Regions from separate parts of the Homo sapiens genome. Here region 1 is linked to region 2. A link is an interaction called in ENCODE POLR2A ChIA-PET data of the cell type or tissue named here. Cell type or tissue: Caco-2. All regions are shown on one strand. Links, peaks and the distances in the headings refer to the core of each region. The heading gives the core; the rest is flanking DNA.

The links. Peaks named below come from ENCODE experiments on the same cell type or tissue, not always from the same donor. Only the 100,000 strongest peaks of a DNase experiment are listed, where the experiment ranks them.
Region 1: POLR2A ChIA-PET joins it to region 2 with 7 read pairs; 6 of 35 experiments call an interaction of 5 or more read pairs at or near these places.

The regions. Positions count from the first base shown.
Region 1 is chr1:213,000,564-213,012,792 of GRCh38, reverse strand. ANGEL2 (angel homolog 2) reads left to right here. Exons shown (of 9, transcript NM_144567.5): 3 at 4,327-4,583; 4 at 5,595-5,664; 5 at 7,339-7,760; 6 at 11,881-12,007. Among named protein-coding and RNA genes, the nearest start is that of ANGEL2, 9.2 kb to the left of the region's middle. In Caco-2, for the core only: no CTCF peak of the experiment used is centred there; no DNase peak of the experiment used is centred there.
Region 2 is chr1:212,944,232-212,956,460 of GRCh38, reverse strand. VASH2 (vasohibin 2) reads right to left here and starts at 5,920. Exons shown (of 8, transcript NM_001301056.2): 1 at 5,721-5,920; 2 at 4,643-5,122. The coding sequence starts at 4,918. RefSeq lists enhancers at 1,011-1,060, 5,215-5,264, 5,785-5,934. In Caco-2, for the core only: no CTCF peak of the experiment used is centred there; a DNase peak (open chromatin) is centred at 5,950; H3K4me3 peaks cover 1,606 bases.

The sequences.
Region 1 (12,229 bases), core at 4,528-7,027, 57 kb before region 2:
CCAATGTTTTTGAAACAAAGGCCCTTAGACTTCTTAGAAATTGATGGCTATATGCTTAGAAGTCTACAGATCTAAAAAAAATTTAGTGTTTTCATTTTTAAGCTAACATTTTTATGGAAGACGAAAGGACTCATAAATAGAAGCAATCATAAATGGAAGACATGGTCTTATAGGATAAGATTTTCATTTATTACATCTGTATATCTCAAATTGGGTCCATAGATAAAATCTTGAGAGTTTGCCCGAAGTATTATCTTTAAGAAAGGGAACCACATCTTATTCCACTTTGAGAAACAGTTTTTTAAAATGTGTTAATTTACTTCTATTTTTTCATATTCTTTCTACTCTGAACAATTCACTAGACTCCCTCTGTGCTGCCAGTCTTGCCCCCATCACAACCCCATCTCCTGAAAGTATAAGTGAGGTGTCTAGGTAGAATTTGGAATTGTCTTTCTTATTGAACCATAATTTTCAGTGAAGATAATTCCTCTGAAGATAACTTGAGAGAAGGATGTGTGGGTGTTAATGTTTAGGGAGCTGACATGTAAGTTTGTCAAAGGAAGGCATTCAAGGTGAGTCTCATCTGGAAATCAAAGCTAGAATTAGTGCTCTTCAGGTTCCCTCTGGTTTTGTTATCAGAAAGTAGTCTACAGGCTTCAGCTGGGTCCCAATCAACTTTGCTAAGCTAATATTCAAATAAATGTGTAACTTATTGCTACACAGTTACAAAGGACCTAGTCAGAAAAAAACACTTGTAGAAATTCTTAACTGTCCAAAAGTGAAAATCTGTTTGTGTATAGTACTTAACCACAGCATAGGGAGATAAACAAGAAATATTTGAATGAATGAAAGGTGTATTTAGAGGCATTAAAATTAGGTTTCTAAGAACAATCCTAAGATCTATAAATATAGGGCAGTATGATGATACCAGATTGCTTTTCACTCATAAAAATTTGTCCATCAGGTCAGCACACTCCTCTTGTTTAGCCTCTTAGAAATCTGGGATGCTTTCAGATGGAGCTGTGGCATAGCTACATAAGCATTGATTTAGGAACCACTCCCTGCTTTCTTTTCTGCCCCACCACTAATTATATGAACTTGGACAGCTTACTTAACCTCTTTGCTCCTTGATTTTTTCGTGTAAAATAATGCCTACTTGAAAGTCTGTTGAATGAAATGAGATACTGTATGTCAAAGTGCCTAACACACTGTTGGCTTCATAGTAGGTACTCAGAAAATTATGGTGTTGTTTTCCCTTAATGGATGGGGAATTACATTTACCTACTGATAAAGCTTGATTACAACCTGACTTTCTATATGTCCATTCTTCCTAGGTGTTGTGAATAAGGAAAATGCTCTTCGTTAAGCCATATTTGTGACTTCCGATATTTCACTAATACTTTTCAATCAAGAAAACAGCATTGCTAACTTGCCTATCACTTTAAAGTGGTATTTGAAGGATTTGTGTGATACAATTATGACTTTGTAATTAGGCACCCTAAAAACCTGATCAGGCCTATTGCTTACTTTCTTTGATTCATCTGTCTTCTCTGCTGTGATCACCTTGTTCCTCCTGATATGGAAGGTATATAAGCTTTTGTAGTGTGAATTTATGTTGTGAAGCATATGAAGGCCAGAGACTATCCACTCTTATCAGTGGTTTTCAAATTGTCTTCCATGGAACCCTCATATTTGAACACATTTCTGTAAGTTTATTAAAAGCAAATGTGGTCAGTATAAAATATGTGTTCACCCCATCATCCCAGCCCCAGTCCCAGCATGCCAGGGATTGGTGTTCCATGGCATGAAAAGTAACACAGAAGGGTTCTACAAGTTGTAGAAGTTTGAAAGCCACTGTAGTAACCAGATAAACTAATGGTCCTGGTTGTTTAAAAAATGGAATTGCAAAAAGAGTTGTTTATAAACTTTAATGACCAGGACAATAAAAATCTTAATGCATTTATATGCCATTACATGTACATGTTTTATAAGGAAATATGAATAAGGTTTTTAGACCTTAATTTTCATATTTTAATATGGCAGTGAAACCAGGGTAGTGCTCCATCTGTGATGATAGCTTATATATTGTTTGCATGACTGGAACCCTTTCCATCTTGTATACATAAGAAGACTTTGATTTGGCTAAAACCATCATAGACAGTCTCCAGTTTATGAATGAATTGTGTTCTACACATGATCAGTTCTTTTTTTTTTTTTTTTTGAGACGAAGGCTCACTCTGTTGCCCAGGCTGGAGTGCAATGGCGCAATCTCAGCTTACTGCAAGCTCCACCTCCCAGGTTCACGCCATTCTCCTGTCTCAGCCTCCCGAGTAGCTGGGACTGCAGGTGCCCGCCACCACGCCCGGCTAAATTTTTGTATTTTTTAGTAGAGACGGGGTTTCACGGTGTTAGCCAGGATGGTCTTGGTCTCCTGACCTTGTGATCCACCCGCCTTGGCCTCCCAAAGTGCTGGGATTACAGGTGTGAGCCACCACGCCCGGCCAATCAGTTCTGTTTTCCCTATAGAAATTTTGTTATAAATCTGAATGGCTCTGCAGAGCCAGTACAATTGGCCTTAGTTCTGAGCCATTGGGGGTAGGATTCCTATCTTCAGTGAATGATAGGGAAGAGGATAGTTTCCTTTCCTGGGCATAGGATAGGCTCTAGGCAAAATTCTTCATAGTTGAAGACTTTTGTTTAGTTTGGTTTTGTTTCTTTCCATCTTTTTTTTTTTTTTTTTTGAGTTGGAGTCTCACTCTTGTTGCCCAGGCTGGAGTGCAATGGCGCGATCTCGGCTCACTGCAACCTCTGCTTCCCGGGTTACAGCGATTCTCTGGCTTCAGCCTCCTGAGTAGCTGGGATTACAGGTGCATGCCACCACACCCGACTAATTTTTGTATTTTTAGTAGAGACAGGGTTTCGCCATGTTGGCCAGGCTGGTCTCGAACTCCTGACCTCAGGTGATCCACCCGCCTCAGCCTCCCAAAGTGCTGGGATTACAGGCATGAGGCACTGTGCCTGGCCTAATCATACTTTAAAATGATTACTTCATTGGCATTTTTAAATAGCATATTGATATTTTGATTGTAAATGTATTGTGCAGAAGATTTGCAAAAATATTTCACAGTCCTAACACTCAGAGATAACTACTCTTAAAAATATGGGTGTGTTTCCTTTTAGTCTTTATTTCACCCTCTATATAAGTGTATAGGATATTTTAACTTCAATTTAATTTTTGATTGGTGGAATTCCAGGCATTGTATTCCAGTGAAGTGAAAACCTTTGCAGGATAGAGGGAGATATTCTAGGGGCTGAAATTTTTTATATAATTTAATCATACTTAGAAGTCCATTTCCAAATCTGTTTTCCCATGTTCTTCCCATTTTTTTGTTTTCTCTTTTGAACTCATAAATTCTCCAAAAATTCCGTGTTTCTCTTCATGGTTTCCATGGCAGTAAGAGCATGCTCTTTAATGATAGGATGTAGGAGACAAGATCAAAGGTGAATACACACACACACATCACACACACGGTTATTTCTAAGTCAGGGACTGCCTATGATTGCAAAGTCTTGTGTTTTTTTATTCTTTTCATCACTTTTGCAGAATGCATGATGTGTTTGCAGAATATGAACACACGCCTGGTTGTTGCATGCTAGGTTTGTTGGTTAGCCATCATTTACTAGCATTCTGTAGCTATGTCATATTTAACTTTTCCTTTGTTGTACATTTAAAAGATTTCTTTTGTTATTTTGTTTGCATGTTCCACTTCAGTGTTTTAAACACTAAAACTTCTTCCATATATTGCCATTATATACACTTCTTTCATGTATAAACTAGAATTCTGAACTAAGGGTTGCTTCTGGAACTTGGTTAATCATTTGACGATCTTATCCCACTAATAGGGAATAAAATACAGTGTAAAATCATCTTATTGAAAAGCCAACTTTGACATACAAATTTGTTGTTATAGTTATAAAACTGCCAATCACATCTGTGGCAGAGCCACTTCTTAACTGTAGAGAAGTGAGAAACCACAACCTCTGTATAGTCTTAGCTTTGTTAACACATACTCTCAGCCTCCAGAATGACTTGCAAGATTCTTTTAAACCTGTTTTAAACCTGTTGGTCAGTATATTGTGTTACCGCATTTGTAACCAATTTGATAACAGTTCTAATTATTCAGTGCTATATTGCCACTTCCTAGGGAAAAACATTCTATTCATTGCTTATGGGAATTTTTAAGAGGCTGAAAAATACATATATGTGGGAAACTGTATGGTCTGCTTTTGATTAATTCCTTATATTTGTGCAATATATTTTAACAGGTGTGATAAAGCGGAATTGGGAATATATATGTAGCCATGATAAAGAAAAAACGAAGATCCTAGGAGACAAAAATGTTGATCCCAAATGTGAAGACAGTGAGAACAAGTTTGACTTTTCAGTGATGTCCTATAATATACTTTCACAAGATTTACTGGAAGATAACTCTCACCTTTATAGACATTGCCGGCGGCCAGTATTACACTGGAGTTTTAGGTTTCCCAATATTCTGAAAGAAATTAAACATTTTGATGCAGACGTAAGTGCAAAATATTATTGAAATTCTTCACATAAGAAAAAGTTGGGGCCGGGCACACTGGCTCATGCTTGTAATCCCAGCACTTTGGGAGGCTGAGGCAGGTGGATCACCTGAGGTCGGTAGTTTGAGACCAGCCTGACCAACATGGAGAAACCCCGTCTCTACTAAAACATACAAAATTAGCCGGGCGTGGTGGCTCATGCCTGTAATCCCAGCTACTCAGGAGGCTGAGGCAGGAGAATCACTTGAACCTGGGAGGTCGATGTTGCAGTGAGCTGAGATTGCACCATTGCAATCCAGCCTGGGCAACAAGAGCAAAACTCTGCCTCAAAAAAAAAAAAAAAGAAAGAAAGAAAAAGTTGGGTTAAATGTTTCATTTGTGCATTTATGAACTAAATGGTTTTATCCATTTTGTTTGTGGGGTAAGAAAGGAATATGTTTAAGAATAATGATGGAATAAGTCTTAATAAGGTATAACTTTCAGAGAGGCATTTGTTAGTGGTTGCTGGTATGAATAATCATCTAACTTTTCAAAGAGGGTCCAAAAAGTTTTTAAGTATGGGTCAGTTTTGAGACAGAAACTGGCAACATATTAAGTATTCAGTAAATATTAACTTTGATTTGAAATTTCAGTAATTCATGCAAAAATGTCACCTACCTGATAGCATTCAAAGAAATCTGCCTCTTAAGACCTGAAAGATAGTACCAATGAACATGTAAAACCCGGAAAAATATCCTGACATGTAAGCTAAGAATATTTCCTTTTGGAAATAATAATTTTGAGTACTAAGGGAGCTCCATGTGATTGAGGGCCAGAGTTTTGAGATTGATCAAAATTCGGAAACATTAATTTGGTAGATCTATAACAAGAAAAACAGGTAAGTCTTTTATTTCAATTCTTATCAGGTGTGGAATTTTAGAAGCCTGCTTTTAGATATTTTAAGATAAAAGCACCAGGAAATTCATGATTGCATCTCTGTGTTCTAATTCAAGCTATTTTTTTCTTCCAAGGTACTTTGTTTGCAAGAAGTTCAAGAAGATCATTATGGAGCAGAGATCAGGCCAAGTTTGGAATCACTGGGTACAATGCAACTTTTTTTTTTTTTTTTTCTTTTTTGAGACAGGGTCTCACTCTGTCGCCCAACTGGAGTGCAGTGGCACAATCATGGCTCACTACAGCCTCAACCTACTGGGCTCAAGTAATCCTCTCATTTCGGCTTCCTGAGTAGCTGGGACTAGAGATGTGTGCCACCATGCCCGGCCAATTATTTAATTTTTTTTATAGAGACAAGGCAATGTAACTTTTAGCCAAATTTACTTTTGAAAATTCATGTGTCATTAAAGTATAACTTGCTGACAAAGATGTGTGGCATATTTTGGCTAAAAATCTTAATTTTAAAAACTTAATTTCAAAGAGGAAAAGATTGAGGTACTCACTGGAAACTTTTGTGTTGGTGTATAATTTTAATTCAAACAGAAAGATGTGTAAGAATATCTTAGTAGCTCCCTTTCCTAGGAGTTGTTCTGTCCACCTGTAGACCTATAAGCTTCTGAGCTCCAGGAGACCATTTTGTCTCGTTCATCATTATAATACCAGTGCCTGCCAGTGTCTACCTAATGGATAGATGCCAAAAACCTGTTTGATAAATAAACACTCCTAGAAACAAGTTATCTGTGGTCCCATATACTTGAGAAGTGTGCTTACTTTGCATTCATTCATTCAGCAATTTTTTTTTTTTTTTTTTTTTGCGACAGAGTCTCTCTCTTGCCCAGGCTGGAGTGTAGTGGTGCAATCTCGGCTCACTGCAAGCTCCACCTCCCAGGTTCACGCCATTCTCCTGCCTCAGGCTCCCTAGTAGCTGGGACTACAGGCGTCCGTCACTATGCCCAGCTAATTTTTTGAATTTTTTTTAGTAGAGACGGGGTTTCACCGTATTAGCCAGGATGGCCTTGATCTCCTGACCTCGTGATCCGCCTGCCTTGGCCTCCCAAAGTGCTGGGATTATAGGCGTGAGCCACCACGCCTGGCCTTCATTAGCAATTTTTTTTTGAGTGCCTACTATATACCGTGCACTGTTCTAGGGAATGAGGATATAGCATTGGGCAAAAAAGATTAAAAAAATTTCTCCCTTGTGTGGAGTGTACCTTCTGGTGGAGAAAGGCTAACCAAATAAATAAGTAAATAGCATATTAAGTAATGATAGTTTTCTGGAGAAAAGCAGGAAAGTGGAATAGGAGAGGTTTCAGTTTTAAACAAAATGATCAGACGAGGTGACATTTGAACAAATATTTGAAGGAGGTGAAGGAATAAGCGATGCCTAGAACATTCTAGGCAACAGAAATAGCAAGGGAAAGGCCCTGAGGTTGGAGTGTGTTAAGGCAAGTGAGGAGGCCAGTGAGATTGGAATGAAGTGAGGGGGAAGGAGTTACAGGCAAAAAGATCAGGAATATAGGGTGGAGAGAGTGAGAGAATAGATTATTATAAAGCTTTACTATTGCCATGACTAAGTTTTACTAGGATGGCAACGGGAGACTGATAATACACATTAGCATATCAAGGGCTGAAGTCTGCGCATAAAGAGGCCTGTTAGACCCAGTGTCAAACGTTTTTTATTCCAATGTTTATTGACATCCTACATTACTAATGTTTTGCAGAATACAGTTTGGTAAACATTGTTCAGAAGTATCAGGTGAGCTGTGTTTTGATAAATATATAAAAGCAGTCATTTGTTTTAAATTCATTTGTTTCTTGTAGGTTATCACTGTGAATATAAGATGCGGACAGGAAGGAAACCTGATGGCTGTGCTATTTGCTTCAAACATTCCAAATTTTCACTCTTGTCAGTGAACCCAGTGGAATTCTTCCGCCCTGATATTTCTCTGTTGGACAGAGACAATGTTGGATTAGTTTTACTCTTACAGCCCAAAATTCCATATGCTGCCTGCCCTGCAATCTGCGTAGCAAATACGCATCTGTTGTATAATCCAAGGCGAGGTGATATTAAGCTGACGCAATTGGCAATGCTACTGGCAGAGATTTCCAGTGTTGCCCACCAGAAAGATGGCAGCTTCTGCCCTATTGTTATGTGTGGTGACTTTAATTCTGTTCCTGGTTCTCCACTATATAGTTTCATAAAGGAAGGAAAATTGAATTATGAAGGACTTCCCATAGGAAAGGTAAGTGCTTTCTTCATTGTTATTAGGGAGTGGACATAGTTGCTCTGCTCATGATAATGTGAAGATAGTCATTACATGGCTATTTGAAAACCTTGGATGATCCAGTACCCTCACTTTATCAAACTATGATTTTCCATGACTTTTTTTTTTTTTTTTTTTTTTTTTTTGAGACAGTCTCACTCTGTCGCCCAGGCTGGAGTGCAGTGTCATGATCTCAGCTCACTGCAAGCTCCACCTCCCGGGTTCAAGTGATTCTCCTGCCTCAGCCTCCCGAGTGGCTGGGGTTACAGGTGTGTGCCACCACACCTGGCTAATTTTTGTATTTTTAGTAGAGACGGGGTTTCAGCTTGTTGACCAGGCTGGTCTCGAACTCCTTACGTCGTGATCCACCTGCTTCGGCCTCCCAAAGTGCTGGGATTACAGGCGTGAGCCACTGTGCCCAGCTTCTTCTAGTAAGTAATTATTTTCACTTGGTTGATTTATATCTTTTTCATCTATCTGTGGCAACATACTGCTTGGAGGAATTAACAGGCAGCAAAAAAAAAAAAAGTATTGACAGACATGGATACTTCACCGATAAGTAACACAAGGTGGCAGGATAGAATTTTGAATGCTGGTTGTGGGCAAAATAGTAATTTAACATTTATTATACAAGTTTCCGTTGTAGAATAATAAATATTTTCTTTAGCTTAGCACAATTTATCTCGTGATTATTTTTATTGTGCTTTCCTCTCCTTACTTTAGATCATTTCATCTTCAGTATATTTACCAAAATAAGCTCTCCAACACTGGAGTTTTGAGTAATAGTTTAAAATTATTTATTTTTTTTTTTGAGATGGAGTCTTGCTCTTTCGCCAGGCTGGAGTGCAATGGTGGGATCTCGGCTCACTGCATCCTCTGTCTCCCAGGTTCAAGCAATTCTGCCTCAGCCTCCCGAGTAGCTGGGACTACAGGCTTGCACCACCAAGCCCGGCTAATTTTTTGTATTTTTAGTAGAGATGGGGTTTCACAGTGTTAGCCAGGATGGTCTCTAACTCCCAACCTTAGGTGACCTGCAGGTTCACCTCGGCCTCCCAAAGTGCTGGGATTACAGGCGTGAGCCACCATGCCCAGCCAATAAGTTTAAAATTTTGTAAGAGTTAATCTCTCTTAGTACAGGTATACTTCATTTTATTGTGCTTTGCTTTATCGAGCTTCAAACATACTGCATTTTACAAAATTGAAGTTTCATAGCAACTCTACCTTAAGCAGCTCTATCATTGCCATTTTTCCAACAGCATGTGCTCAATTCCTGTCTCTGTCACCTTTTGGTAACTCTTGCATTACTCAAGCATTTTCATTATTATTAACATCTGTTATGTTGATCCAAGATTAGTGATCTTCGATATTACTATTGTAATGGTTTTGGGGTGTTATGAACTGTACCCATATAAAATGAGAACTTAATCGATAAATGTGTTCTGACTGCTCCACTAATCATCTCTCTCCCCCTACTTGGGCCTCTATATTCCCTGAAGCACAACCATATTGAAACTAGGCCAAGTAATAGCCCTGCAGCGCTCTCTAAGTGTTCAAGTAGAAGGAAGACTCACATGTCTCACTTTGAATCAAAAGCTAGAAATGATTAAGCTTAGCAAGGAAGGCATTTTGAAAGCTGAGAGAGGCCAAAAGCTAGGCCTCTTGCACCAAACAGCAAAGTTGTGAATGCAAGGAAAAGTTCTTGAAGGAAGTTAGAAGTGCTACTCCAGTGTATGAAGGCATAATAAGAAAGCAAAACAGCCTTATTGCTAATATGGAGAAAGCTTGAGTGGTCTGGATAGAAGATCAAACCAGCCACAGGATTCCCTTGAGTCAAAGCCTAATCCAGAGGAATGCATTAAGTCTCTTCAATTTTTTGAAGGCTGAGAGATGAGGAAGCTGCAGAAGAGAAGTTGGAAGTTAACAGAGGTTAATTTATGAGGTTTAAAGAATGAAGCCATCTCCATAACATAAAAGTACAGGTAAAGCAGCAAGTGCTGCTGATGTAGAAGCTGCAGTAGGTTATCCAGAAGATCTAGCTAAGATCATTGATGAAGGTGGCTACACTAAATAATAGATTTTTTTTTTTTTTTTTTTGAGACAGGATCTCGCGCTGTTGCCCAGGCTGGACTGCAGTGACACGATCTCGGTTCACTGCTACCTCTGCCTCCTGGGTTCCAGCGATTCTGCTTCAGCTTCCCAAGTAGGTGGGATTACAGGTGCATGCCTCCACGCCGGGCTAATTTTTTAATATTTTTTGGTAGAGGTGGCGTTTCACCATGTTGCCCAGGCTGGTCTCGAACTCCTGGGCTTGAGCAATCCTCCTGCCTCAGCCCCTCAAAGTGTTGGGATTACAGGCATGAGCCACCGCACCTGGCCAACAATTTTTAATGTGGATGAAACCACTTTATATTGCAAGAAGATGCCATCTAGGACTTCATAACTAGAAAGAAGAAGTCAGTGCCTGGTTTCAAAGGACAGGCTGACTCTTTTGTTAGGAGCTAATATAGCTTGTTACTTTAAGTTAAAGTCAGCATTCATTGACCATTCTGAAAATCCTAGGGCACTTAAAAATTATGCTAAATCCACTCTACCTGTGCTATGTCAGTGGAAAAACAAAGCTTGGGGATGACAGTGCATCTGTTTATGGCATAGAATATTTTAAGCACACTGCTGAGACCACTATTCAGAAAAACAGATTCCTTTCCAAAGATTACTGTTCGTTCACAAGGCACCTGGTCACCCAAGAGCTCTGATGAAGATGTACAAGGAAATGAATGTTTTTTCATCCCTGCTAACACGGCATCCATTCTGCAGCCTATGGAATCAAGGAGTAATTTTGTACCTACAGGTCTCCTTATTTAAGAAATACATTTCATAGGCTATAGCTGCCATAGAAGTGATTTCTCTGATGGATCTGGGGAAAGTAAATTGCAAACCTGCAAAGGATTCAGCATCCTAAATGCTATTCAGAACATTCGTGATTCATGGGAGGAGGTCAAAATATCACCATTAAAAAGAGTTTGGTAGAAGTTGATTCCAGCCCTCATGGATGACTTTGAGGGGTTCAAGACTTCAGGGGAGGAAGTAACTGTAGATGTGGTGGAAATAGCAAGAGAACTAGAAGTGGAGCCTGAAGAATTAACTGAATTGTTTCAATCTCATGATAAAACTTAAATAGATGAGGAGTTGCTTCTTATAGATGAGCAGAGTATTTTCTTGAGATGCATTCTATTCCTGGTGAAGATGCTGTGAACATTGCTGAAATTACAACAAAGGATTTTAAATGTTACATAAATTTAATTGATAAAACATTGGAAGGGTTTCCAATTTTGAAAAAAAGTTCCGTGGATAAAGTGCTGTCAAATAGCATCAGATGCTACAGAAAAATCTTTTATGAAAGGAAGCATCAATGGCTGCAGCAAATTTCATTGTTGTCTTATTTTAAGAAATTGCCACAGCCAACCCCCACTTTAAGCAACCATCACCCTGATCAGCCAGCAGTCATTAATATCTAGGCAAGATCCTCCACCTGTAAAAAGATGATGACTCACTGAAGGCTGAGATGATTGTTAGGATATTTTAACAATGAAGTATTTTTAAATTAAGGTATGTATTTTCTTAGGCATAATGCTATTGCACACTTAGTAAACTACAGTATAGTATAAACGCAACTTACATGCACTGGGAAACTGAAAAAATTATGTGACTTGCTTTATTGAGATACTCACTTTATTGTGGTGGCCTGAAACCAAACCCGCAGTACCTGTGAGCATGCCTATATTTGATACAATAGGAACTATATTGCAGGTAGTAAAAAATGATGAATAGTGTTAGTTCAAAGCGATAGATGATTTGTATGTCCAAATTAAAGAAAAGCATGTATGGGAAAAAGATTGTCATTTTTATGTAAATGATAAGTGCTTTCTGAATTGTATTTAAAGAAAAGAAGATTTTATAAGTCCAAAGAATCACTTAATACAATGAATAAAGGGTAATAATTTACCACTTTTGGATTACCTTTTATTTAAGACATAAATTTTTCAACTCATAAGCTATTTAAAATCTTTTCACTTAAGATACCTGTTGAAATTTTGTTTAGGTATCTGGCCAGGAACAGTCTTCACGGGGACAAAGAATTTTATCTATTCCAATTTGGCCCCCAAACCTAGGTATCTCACAGAACTGTGTGTATGAGGTACAGCAGGTACCAAAAGTAGAAAAGACAGGTAAGTGTTTGTAATACATTTTGGCAGTCTGCTGGGTAATCATGTTCCCTTTGAAGACATAAAACTAAGTTTTTAAAAAGAAAAAATCTCAGGGATGAATATTCATATATATAAATATGTAGTTATTCATTTTTTTTCTTAAGACCTCTAAATTTACCTTTTTAAAGTTGAACTTCCAGAATTATCTGTGCATGATTTACTTGCATGTTGCTTTGGAATTGT
Region 2 (12,229 bases), core at 4,936-7,435:
CGTTAGCCCCACAGCCGTGGCCAGGCTGATGAAGGCACAATCTAGAGGAAACAGATCGAAACCAACCTCTTCACACAGGCACTGTGCCTGTTTTCTAGGGGTGGGGGCCCCAGAAAACTTGAGGGCTAGGGGGCAGGAGGAGGGAGTGGAGTGGACAGAAAGATGGTGTTCAAGAGAAAGAACAATGAAACAAACCACAGGCAAGGCTCTTGTGAGCAGCCTCTCTTCCACTCTGTTCTTGTGAAGCACAACTGACCTGTGGGAAGAACGCAAGGGAAGTGATACGGATGGACAGTTGTGTAACTGAACTGCCGTGTGGCAGAGAAGGGAAAGACCAGGAAAGGAACCAGAGAGGCAGCAAGAACCCCAGGCACTAGGAATCTTTAACAAGAGCAAGGGGAATTCAAAACCTTTTGTCATCCCTACTCTGAAAACACTATGCAGGCACCAGGCAGAAGAATCTTCTTTGGCAGCTTGGGAAGAGAAGCACAAAACAGCACCCATGAGCCCAGAATGAGCCCCAGGCTCCTGCAACAGAGGCAGCCAGGAACCTGTGAAGGGCCTGGGACAGAGGTGCAGGACAGACAGACAGACGGAAGGTTCTCAATCCAGGATGGGGGAGGAAAGGAGATGCCTGCAAGAGGTGGCAGCGGGCAGGGACAGCCCTTGACTGCAGCCAGGTCTCTAGTACCAAACACTCCCGTGTCTTCACTCAGGTGAAGCTCGGTCCTCTAAATGTGAATTATTTTCCAATTGGGAATCAACTCGAGAATAAGGCACAAGAAGTGAGGTCTGCAAGAAACCGACTGCTGTTTCTTGCTGAATCCATCCTGGTTTTCTGCCCCAAGGAGAGTCCAGTTCCAAGCTGTTAAGAAACAGGAGGATTGTCCTAGAATTTTCCTAGAATGCCCACTGTTTTCTTCTGGGCTGGCCACTCTCTCTGAGCCTCGCTTCCCATCTGCTATTATCCTCCAACTGACTCTTGCTGTTTCCTTAAAGTCTTTCTGAAAAATCCTGCCTTTGACCTCGTCAACTGCTAACTTCAGACTCAACAACCTCCAGGGGAGAGGCCTGCAGTCACAAATTTAGAAGGAGGATCTCAAAGCAGGGGAATCCCTGCAAGATGGGGATATCTGGACCTTCAGGCAGAAGTTACCATGGCTGCTAAGGGAATGTCCTGTAGTCAAATGAAGTGTCATTTAGTCCTCCATGCAGGCCCTTGAAAACCTCCCCCATCTACTTCTTTTGCTTCTTAGTCTACATTCAATGGCCAAAAATGGTTAATCCCCCTGAAGCCTGCCAAGCTTTTACCACCGCCGCCACCCTACCACCCTTCTTCTGTACAAATTCCTCAGTAAGATATTGATTTGGTTGATGGAGAAAAGGACTTGACCCCAGAGGAAAGAGTCTGCCATGCTGAGCACAGAAACAACCCTCTAATCCGAGAGGAGTGGCCCCTGGAAAAGGGAGCTTTTGAGGCTCTTCCCATGTTAAGGCCTAGGCAGGGGTCAGGGCTTGGGGAATGTCAGGACCAGGGGAGATACCATGATAGGACTGGGGATAGAGAACCAACCATTAAGATGCAATGTGAGAGAAATGTTAAGTTCTTTATATTTAGGGCCAAAAAGCTGACTGTCCACATTTGGGCTGGGGATTCCTGGCTTGGAAGCAGTTTTCGCGTAACCTTCTAGTTACTATGAAAAGTACAATATGATGTGGCCACTGTGTAAAAAAGGGAAGACCAGCTGGGCGCAGTGGCTCACACTTGTAATCCCGGTACTTTGGGAGGCCGAGGTGGGCAGATCATGAGGTCATGAGTTCGAGACCAGCCTGACCAATATGGTGAAACTCCATCTTACTAAAAATACAAAAAATAGCTGGGCATGGTGACATGTGCCTGTAATCCCAGCTACTCAGGAGGCTGAGGCAGGAGAATTGCTTGAACCCGGGAGGTGGAGGTTGCAGTGAACCGAGATCGCACCACTGCACTCCAGCCTGGGTGACAGAGCAAGACTCCATCTCAAAAGAAAAGGTAACACTTTCTTAAGAACACAGCATTCAGCTACAATAATGGAAAAATCAGGTACAGGTCTCAGGAAGTAGCAGTCTGTGTTCTAAACTGCTCAGACATGATTTAGAAGCCTGTGTTTCATATGTGCTTGCAAATGACTACTGACAAACTAGGAATTGTCTCAGAAGGAGGAGGGTGAGTTGGTCTGGGAGCTATGACATATAAGAAAGGGCAAAAGGCCAGATGCGGTGGCTCACACCTGTAATCCCACCACTTTGGGAAGCCAGTGAGGGAGAATCGCTCGAGCCTAGAAGTTTGAGACCAGTCTGGGCAACACGGTGAGAGCTTGTCTCTACAAAATTTTTTTTTAAGTTAGCCAGGTTGGGTGGTACGTGTCTGTAGTCCCAGCTACACTCAGGAGGCTGAGGTGGGAGGATTGCTTGAGCCTGGGAGGTTGAGGCTGCCGTGAGCCATGATCACACACTGCACTCCAGCCTGGGTGACAGAGGAAGGCCTTGTCTCCAAAATAAGAAAAAAGAAAAGAAAAAGGGCAAAAGGAGCTATCTGTGGACAAAGAAGGCCAAAGGAAGAAGCAGAAGCAGAATGATAGAAAAAGTCACAGTCCTGAGGGCTCATAGTCTAGCAGACCTCTAGCATCACACAGATCAGCATTAGTGACCTGGAGACTCACGGGTCATAACATCATGAGATTTTAGAGCTGGAAAGAACTTACAAAGTCTGGTCTATTCCCATTTTATAGATGAGAAAACTAAGGACAGAGATTTTAAGTGAATGACCTCACTTAAGTGAGGCACAAGGCTAGATGTCATACAACCAAGACTAGGATTCAGTTCCTTGATTTTTACTCCAAGTCCCTTCCATCCTAAGAGCACTCTCTCATAACATTCAAGGGTGCTGTGAGTAGCAAAGGAAGTTGACAATGCTCTGCCCTGATTCAAAAGGCAAGAGGAACACAACAATCAGTGATGAAATGTGATTTGCGGGTGGGAGGGTGCTGCGAGGAGGATTTATGGTTGGTCTAAGAGCTTCCTAACAATCGACTCTGGCCAGGCCTAAGATCAGCTGCCCTGGGAAGCAGCAAGCTCCCCATTCCCAAGAGGTCTTCAGAAAGAGGAGGGGATTCTGTTGAGAGGTGGGAGACTGGTCTCTACAAACAGCAAAATTCCATGATTCCCACATAGAGAATGCACCCCCCCCCGCGCACCCGCATACATGGTTGGAGGAAGGATAAAAGCACAATTAGAGGCAGGGTTGGTACGGGTGCTACTAAGAAAGGCAGCATGGGACAGTAGGAACAGGCGTTTTTTTCCTTGTGGTCACTTTTCTTCCAAGTTTAAGGGCTCTCGGCTCCTCACTGGAGGAAAAATTCTCAAGTCAGAACTGCAAACCAGGAACAAAGGTTGTTCTCATATTCAAGAACTCAGCAAGGGTAATTATGGTTGACACTAAAGCAGGCAAGATTCTAGTTGGGCACAATGAAGATCTCCTTGACCAGCAGAGTAATAGAACACTGTAACTGACTGCAGCAGGAAGTTTAGAGGCTCTGTCACTTCTCCAAGGACACACACAGCTTTCTGGCCTGCAGGCTCAGATGCTCAGCTGTCACCAGGCTGGGGAATCAACCAGATGGCCTTCCGGGTCTCAAGTCTGGCATTCCTAGACCTGCCCAGGAATCTTCTCAGCCGTACCAGCGTCCCCAGGGTCCAGGGGAAACCATCCGCCACGCTATAACCCCGAGGCTCGGCAGCATTTCTCCCCAGTTTGCATTTTGATGTTTCATATAACGTATCTACTCCCACCAGGGTACATCTCCCTCCCTCGGTAAAGATATCCTTAGCCACCAAACCCAAATGGCTCACTGGCTTCTCTCCAAGGCAAAAAGAGAGTTTCACTCCTCATCCTCTTTTTCTATCCAGTGAGACTAATTCATCATGTGTACTGGAAAGTCCCTTTTAAGTCTCAGCCAAAAGTCTTTCTTTTTTCTTGGAGCACAAATAAGCTGGGAAGAGAGAGAGAGAGTTCACCGTTTTGCAAGTTTCAGAGGTGAAAGTCACTGTCACACACACACACACAAAAAAACCAGAAAGAAAAGAAAAAAAACTGGCAAAAAGTCTGGAAATTATTCACACTGAGAAGTCTGACTGGTTGATTTCAAATTCATTCACAGCTTAATAAATCATTTGCTGGGGGAAGAGGGGAGCAGAGGAGGAGCAAGACACTCCAAAGAGAACAAGCAGGGTGGGATCCCTGGGGTCTGTGCATTCTTTGGCATCGCTGGTACCTGGTGGCTCTAGCTTTTGCTGAAGGAGGATGTATGTGGGGGTGAGTAAATAATAGAGTTTGGCTGGAGCTTCAAAGACACCTTGGCACAATCCAATTACACAGTCCCAGGATAGCAAGCCCGCTACCTCTCCCTTCCCCATTTCTTAGGCTTCCAATCTAAATATCTCAATTAGAAAAGGGCTGGCAGGAAGGAATGGGGAGAGGAAGGGAGTTTGTAGCAGGACTAGGAAAATGGAGATTGCCTGTGTTTGCTATGTATAGGCTGAAACGGTCCCATCGCTGCCTACCTACCCCCAGCCCCCCAACTCCGCCCTGGAAGCCACTGACCTTTGCCAAGAAGGCGGCGTTCCTGATGGCGCCCACCATTTCTCCCCCCTTAGGGTGCACCTTGGCCACGTGCATCCACATGCGCTCCCAGGTGTGGCTGTCGATGGGGAAGCCGCTCTTGTTGACGTGGAACAGCACCCCGCCGTCTTTGTCCTCCTCCTCTGAGCCCCCGCTGGTGGCGAGGCTCACGGGCCGCGCGTGGCTGCTCCGGGACCGGGTGCCTTTGGCGCCTTTGGGGTGGGGGCAGCGGTGAGTGTCGGCCGCGGAGCCGGTCATGGTGGGGCCTGGGCGGGGAGCGAGGTACTGGGGGCGCGCGGCGGCGGCAGCGGCGGCGGCGGCGGGGGGCGTGTGCGCGCGGGCGCGGCGAGGGGATCAGCGCCCCGCGGGGGCGGCCTTCTCCATGCCTCTCGCTGCGGCAGGACTCACCAAGGGGGAGCGGCGGCGGGAGCTCCGCGGAGGCTCCCTGCTTACCGGCGGTGCCTGAAATCAGCGGAGACACAGCTGACACCACAGCTAAGTGGACGCACAGCGGAACCGAGTGAGGGGTCCCGGAGTGTCTCCACGACACTCCCCGCTCCCCCCTGCACGCTGACAGCCTCCCTGAGAATCGATGACGGGCTTCCAGCCCTGCGATTACCTAGAAAGGCAGCTCAAAATGTGCCACGAAGCTTCACACACACCTAAACCCGGGGGGTTGGGGATGGAGGGGCACAAGGAGCTTGGGGGATGCGGAGCGCAAGATGTGGGGAGAAGAAAGACAGCTTGTGTAGCATGAAGGAACAGGAGGTTCCCGCAAGGCTCCACACATTCCTGGGTCCTCAGATGTGGCCAAGAGAGGAGGGGAGCCACGAACGTGCTGGCATGTGAGCGCCCAGAGCTGGCGCGAGGGCGCTGCAGCAGCCTTGGCTTGCAAGGCGGCCCGCTTTCTTCCAGGAAGCCCTCCCGGACCCCGGCGGGGATCTAGTGGAAAGAGCTCCATCCGCCCCCTTTTCCCCGAGTTCCAGCGCCTATCACCGGGAGGGACTGGCTGCAGGCGGGCGGCGCGCAGGAAGGGCGCGCGGCAGCTCCAAGATCCTACCTCGGGACGGTTGGCTTCATGGCTGCAGAGCCTCTCCGGGCGGCGGGAGAGCAGGGGCTGCTGCTGCTGCTGCTGGGCCTGGGGCTGGGGCTGGGGCTGCTGGGGCTTGCTGGGGCCGTCGCCTCATTCCATGTCCCATTCTCGAATGTTATTCTGTGACATATAACCAAGTCACCCGGGCAGCCGCCGATGTTCCGAATGCGTCTATTGGCCACCGCAACAAAGAGGGGCGGGTCCCGGGCTCGGGACTCTACAACCCCGGGCTCCGCGACGCTCTGATTGGCTCCAGGGGTTCTCTGGCGGGAGGGGACAGGAGTAGGGGGAGCCTGGCGGCCACGCGAAATCCGATCGCTGTGGTGTCCTGAGAGCCCCGCGGGCTGGAGCGTTTGGCCATGGGACTTAAGATCGAGTTTCCCCAGGGGTCGTGGCACTTCGAGGGTTTGCAACTGTGGAAGCAGAGGAGAAACAAAACCACCCGAGAAGTGACCCCGCGGAAGCAGAGGGTTTGGCATCAGAAGAGCATTCCCTGAGGGACGCTGGACACACTTACCTGCCTCTACCCGGGATGATGAGTTGTTCATCCTCTACCTGGGATGATGAGGGGCTGTTCATACCTATGCGTGAAATTAAATCTTTTTTAAATCCCGCATTTAAAAATTCCTCAAAATTAACAAGTGGGTGCAGCTTTGGATCCTCTGGTATTAGTCATGGTTAATAAAGTCCCTTTAAGCCCAAGTTGAGAGGAGACAATAAAACTCAAGAGGTCAGGCAGGCCCTGACTGTTCTGCCACAGCTGTTGAGTGAGAGGAGGGATGGAGAGATGCTTCCAAACCATGGTGAAGTGGGTGGCTATCCCACACTCACTACTGAAACACCTTCTCTTTCTTTTTCTTTAAGAAAGAGGAGAGCAGGTTGAGGTGGGAAGAGCACCAGACTGCTGACCTGAAGGCTGGCTCCTGGTCCAGGTTTGTCACTTTGCTCAGCTGTGTGACCCTGGACAAGCCACTTCCCTGCTCTGGGCCTTAGCTTCTCTTTCTGAAAGGAGAGCAGACCTCCCGCTCTCCAGGGTCTGTTCTGGCTGTAAGGTTCTGTGATTCCCTGACTTCCTCTCTTGTGACACTGAGGATCCTGGCCATAGCATCCTTTCTCTTTAAACTGCAGGCCAGCAGGCCAGCTCTGAGCAAAGCAGTTATGAGACCTATGCTAAGTGAACCTTGAATTAAGAAGACAGTTGTCAAAGTGCCACTGATGGCGGGTCAGTTTCTGGATGCTTATCCTGACAAGTTGCCTGTCATGGAACTGGAACTTCTCTTCCACAGGAGGGCAGAGACCCCTGAGGGGTAGTTGAGAGCCAGGGCTTGGGTGAGGAGACCTGGATTCTGGACTTAGCCCTGCACTGCTCCCTGAGACAGAGCCCATGCCAAGAACTTTATAGATTCAATAATGAGAATAGGGCAGACGTGGTGCCTCACACCTTTAAACCCAGCACTTTGGGAGAAAGAGGAGGAAGGATTACTTGAGGCCAGGAATTAGAGACTGGACCAACATAGCGAGACCTTGTCTCTACTAAATAAATATTTTGAAATTAGCCAGATGTGGTGGCACACACCTGTAGTCCCAGCTACTCAAAAGGCTGAAGTGGACATGTAGAATGAAACTGGATCCTCGTCTCTCACCTTACACAAAAATCAACTCCAGATGGATCAAAGACTTAAGTCTAAGACCTGAAACCATAAAAATTCTAGAAGATAACATGAGAAAAACACTTCTAGACATTAGCTCAGGCAAAGAAATCATGACTAAGACCTCAAAAGCAAATGTAACAAAAATGAAAATAAATAAATGAGACCTAATTAAACTAAAAAGGGTCTGCACAGCAAAAGAAATAATCAGCGGAGTAAACCGACAATCCACAGAGTGCGAGCAAATATTCACAAACTGTGCATCTGACAAAGGACCAGTATCCAGAATCTACAAGGAACCCAAACAGATCAGCCAGATAAAACCAATCCCATCAAAAAATTGGCAAAGGACATGAATAGACAATTTTCAAAAGAGGATATACAGTCAACAAACATATGAAAAAATGTTCAACATCACTAATTATCAGAGACATACAAATTAAACCACCATAAGATACCATCTTACTCTTGCGAGAATTGTCATAAAAGTCAAAAAATAATAGATTTTGATGTGGATGTGGCAAAAAGGGAACATGCATAAAACTGCTGGTGAGAATGTAAACTAGTACAACCACTATAGAAAACAGCAAGATTCCTTAAGGAACTAGAAGTAGAGCTAAAGCTACCATTCGATGCATCATTCCCATGGCAGGGTATCCACCCAAAGGAAAAGAAGTCATTATATGAAAAAGACACGTGCACATGCATGTTTATAGCAGCACAATTTGCAATTGCAAAAATATGGGACCAACCTAAGCGCCCATTAACTAATGAGTGGATAAAGAAAATGTAGTATATAGGCCGGGCGTGGTGGCTCATGTCTGTAATCCCAGCACTTTGGGAGGCCCAGGCAGGCGGATCGCGAGGTCAGGAGATCCGAGACCATCCTGACTAACATGATGAAACCCCGTCTCTACTAAAAATACACAAAATTAGCCGGGCATGGTGGTGGGCGCCTGTAGTCCCAGCCACTCGGGAGGCTGAGGCAGGAGAATGGCGTGAACCTGGGAGGCGGAGCTTGCAGTGAGCTGAGATGGCGCCACTGCACTCCAGCCTGGGCAACAGAGCAAGACTCTGTCTCAAAAAAAAAAAAAAAAGAAAGAAAGAAAATGTGGTATATATACACCATGGAATACTACTCAGTCATAAAAAGGAATGAAATAATGTCTTTTGCAGCAACTTGGATGAAGCTAGAGGCCATTATTCTAAGTGAAGTAACTCAGGAATGGAAATCCAAAAATCATATATTTTTATTTATAAGTGGGAGCTAAGCTATGAGGATGTAAAGAATGATATAATGGACTTTGGGAACTCAGTGGTGGGCCGGGAAGGGGAGGATGAGTGTGAGGGATAAAAGACTATATATTGGGCCTGGTGGGGTGGCTCATGCCTGTAATCCCAGCACTTTGGGAGGCTGAGGCGGGTAGATCCCCTGAGGTCAGGAGTTCGAGACCAGCCTGGCCAACATGATGAAACCCCATCTCTACTAAAAATACAAAAATTAGCTGGGCATGGTGGCACAGCACCTGTAATCCCAGCTACTCAGGAGGCTGAGGCATGAGAATCACTTGAACCCAGGAGGCGGAGGTTGCAGTGAGCTGAGATTGCACCACTGCACTCCAGCCTGGGTGATGGAGTGAGACTCTGTCTCAAAAACAAAACAAAAACAACAAAAAAAGGGCTACATATTGGGTACAATACACACTGCTCAGATGATAGGTGCACTAAATTCCCAGAAATCATCACTGAAGAACTTATCCATGTAACCAAAAACGATGTGTACCCCAAAAACTATTGAAATTAAAATTAAAATTTTTTTAAAGGCTGAGATGAGAGGATTGCTTGAGCCTAGGAGTTCAAGATTATAGTGGGCTATAATCACACCACTGCACTCCAGCCTGGTTGACAGAGTGAAACTCCATTTCTAAAAGTAAAACAAAAATAAATAATGAGAATAATACCTTAGGTTCATAGAGACAAAGGAAATGGGCCAATTCATGAAATTGTCTGACTCATTTGACTGCAAGAAGAACACCTGGAAAAAAAAGCAAGAAGTGAAAGAAAATTATCCCCTCAACCTATAATTGCCTCAGTTTTCATTTCCTGATTAAAAGAAAACATGTCTCAGAGAGTGATCTATTTTCTCATCTTGAACATTCTTCTTCCCTTCTTTTTGCATTCACCTCTCAAATCCACCCTTTTCTCCACATTTCCCGGGAGTTTCAAGTCCAGGAGACTAGAATTTCAGGATGAGGACCTGTATGCAGAGAATGAGGATTTGACCTGACAGTCCCTCTGGAGAAAACTGAGCTCTCAAAGCTCAGGTGAACAGACCAGTTGGTGAATATCGAAGAATGTCTGGCAAGGGTCACCTTCCTTGGAATCACTTCCCAGTGTCCCCACTCAGGTCAAGTCCGAGCTCCTACGATTACCCTGTTAAGCCAGAGCCTGCATCCTGCTTTACCTGAATTAAAGTCCCGGGGACCTGAGAGGGTTATCAGTTCATCTTCCTGCCTCCAGGCACCTCAGGACTCCCTGACAGTTGAGGAGAAGAGCTTTTGCTGTTCATCTCCAATATTCCAATTATCTTTTCTTCTCTTCCCCAGCAGTGGGATGGAGTGGAGAACCAAGTGGCATGGCACATGAGTATAGTTAGGAGATTTTGCTACTTCTCCAAAGAGCTGGTAAGGAAGCTTCTGAAGTGAATTGTGCTGTCTCAGCAAGGGCATTGTCAGGCAGAAGGGCTGTCTTATTCAGAATTCCTTCTCATTTGACAGTTGAACTAGGCTGCATGGGCCGGCCAACTTTGTTCTCCATTTCCTTGTGTATTTTGTGTTATATGACACTCCAGTGAACCCAGGCAAGTTAGATTAAGGATTTTGAATGTTCTGGTAGTTAGTAAGACTGACACAGCCACATATACACACTGCAAATTGGACAAGACCAATTTGCAGTTTGAGCAAGGACATGGTGGCTGGATGCTCAACCTCTGAGAGAAAGGCCACTTGTATTTGTTGGCATAACTACCGGTATAGCAGGGAAGCGTAGTGGAAAAGTTTGGAATGAGAAGAACTGGACTTAGATAATATCTCATTATTCAAATGCCAGCTGCTATCATGATGAGAAATAAGACAAAATCCTACCCTGATGGTTCATATTTCTAGCTCTACTAGTTATTAATGGTAAAATTTTGGGTAAGTTACTCAGCATCTATGAGCCTTAATTTCCTCATGAAGACGGTATGATACTACTCTAGAGGGATATTGTGAGGACAGAGAGGTAAGGTATGTAAAAACACATGCTAAATTCCTGGTACATGTAAGTTGGGCTTTCATCTGAATCTGAGACAGTGACACAAACAGATTTGGAGACATCTGTTCCCAGCACATTTCACTGCCTGGGAGTCAAGACTGAGAAATTACTGCAGCTGCCCAGGGAAAGGGATGTATATTTCAAACAAGCCATGGGTGTGTGGAGGGGAAAAGAAAAAGCTGAGAGGCATAGGAGTAGGCGGGCAGTGGCACACAGGAACAGGAAGAATTTGTTTCTGCCTCTATTGACAGCACAGAGGAAGATCTACCCAGTTATGGGTTGAATTGTGTGTCCCCATCCCCAAATTCGTATGTTCGTATGTTGAAGTTCCAACCCCTAGCACTTCACAATGTAACCTTATTCAAAAATAGAGTCTTTGCAAACATAATTAGTTAAGATGAGGTCATACCAGAGTAGTAAGACTGATATCCTTATAAAAGGGAAACTTGGATGCAGAGACAGACATGTGCACAGAGAGAACACCATGTGAAGATAGGAGTGTTGCTGCCACAAGCCAAGGAACTACCAGAATCCAGGAGAGAGGCCTGGAACAGACCCTTTCCTGCACCCTCAGAGGGATCCTGGCCTTGCCAATACCTTGCTCTCAGACTTCCAGCCTCCAGAAGTGTGGGATGATAAATTTCTGTTTAAGCCACTCAGTTTGTGGCACTTTGTTTTTTTGTTTGTTTGTTTTGAGACAGAGTTTCGCTCTGTCGCCCAGGCTGGAGGTGCAGTGGTGCAATCTCAGCTTACTGCAACCTCCGTCTCCTGGGTTCAAGTGATTCTCCTGCCTCAACCTCCCAATTAACTGGGATTACAGGCACCCACCATCACGCCCTGCTAATTTTTGTATTTTTAGTAGACATGGGGTTTCACCACATTGGCCAGGCTGGTCTCGAACTCCTGACATGAGGTGAACCACCCTCCTCAGCCTCCCAAAGTGCTGGGATTACAGGCATAAGCCACCGTGCCCAGACAGTTTGTGGCACTTTGTTTTAGTGGCCCTAGCAAACTAATACACCCCATATGAGGCTGATACCCACATGGGGCTGATGAAAGTTCAGCCCATGTGTTCGGGGCCTATGATCATCCTGATGAGGGATGTTACCACTGCACTGAACTAGTGAACTGACTTTTTCACTAAATATCAACACTAATATTCTGTAAATCATGAGATTTAGCAATCCTGCTGTGTTCTAGGACCACAGAAGAGAATGCCAAATGAGGAACTTAAGCGTCTTTCCTGGAGGTCTCAGAAAAATCAAATAGCTTCTTCATCTCTCACTTCCCTAAAGGATATTTTGCATATATTCCATGGTAGTATCTGAATCACATATATTGTCACCTATTCATAGGCACAGGCTGGAGTGCAGTGGCGCAATCTCAGCTCACTGCAGCCGTGACTTCCTGGGCTCAGGTGATCCTCCCACCACAGTATCTTGAGTAGCTGGGACCACAGGTGCACATCACTACATTCAGCTATTTTTTCTTTTTATTTTTTTTGTAGAGACAGGA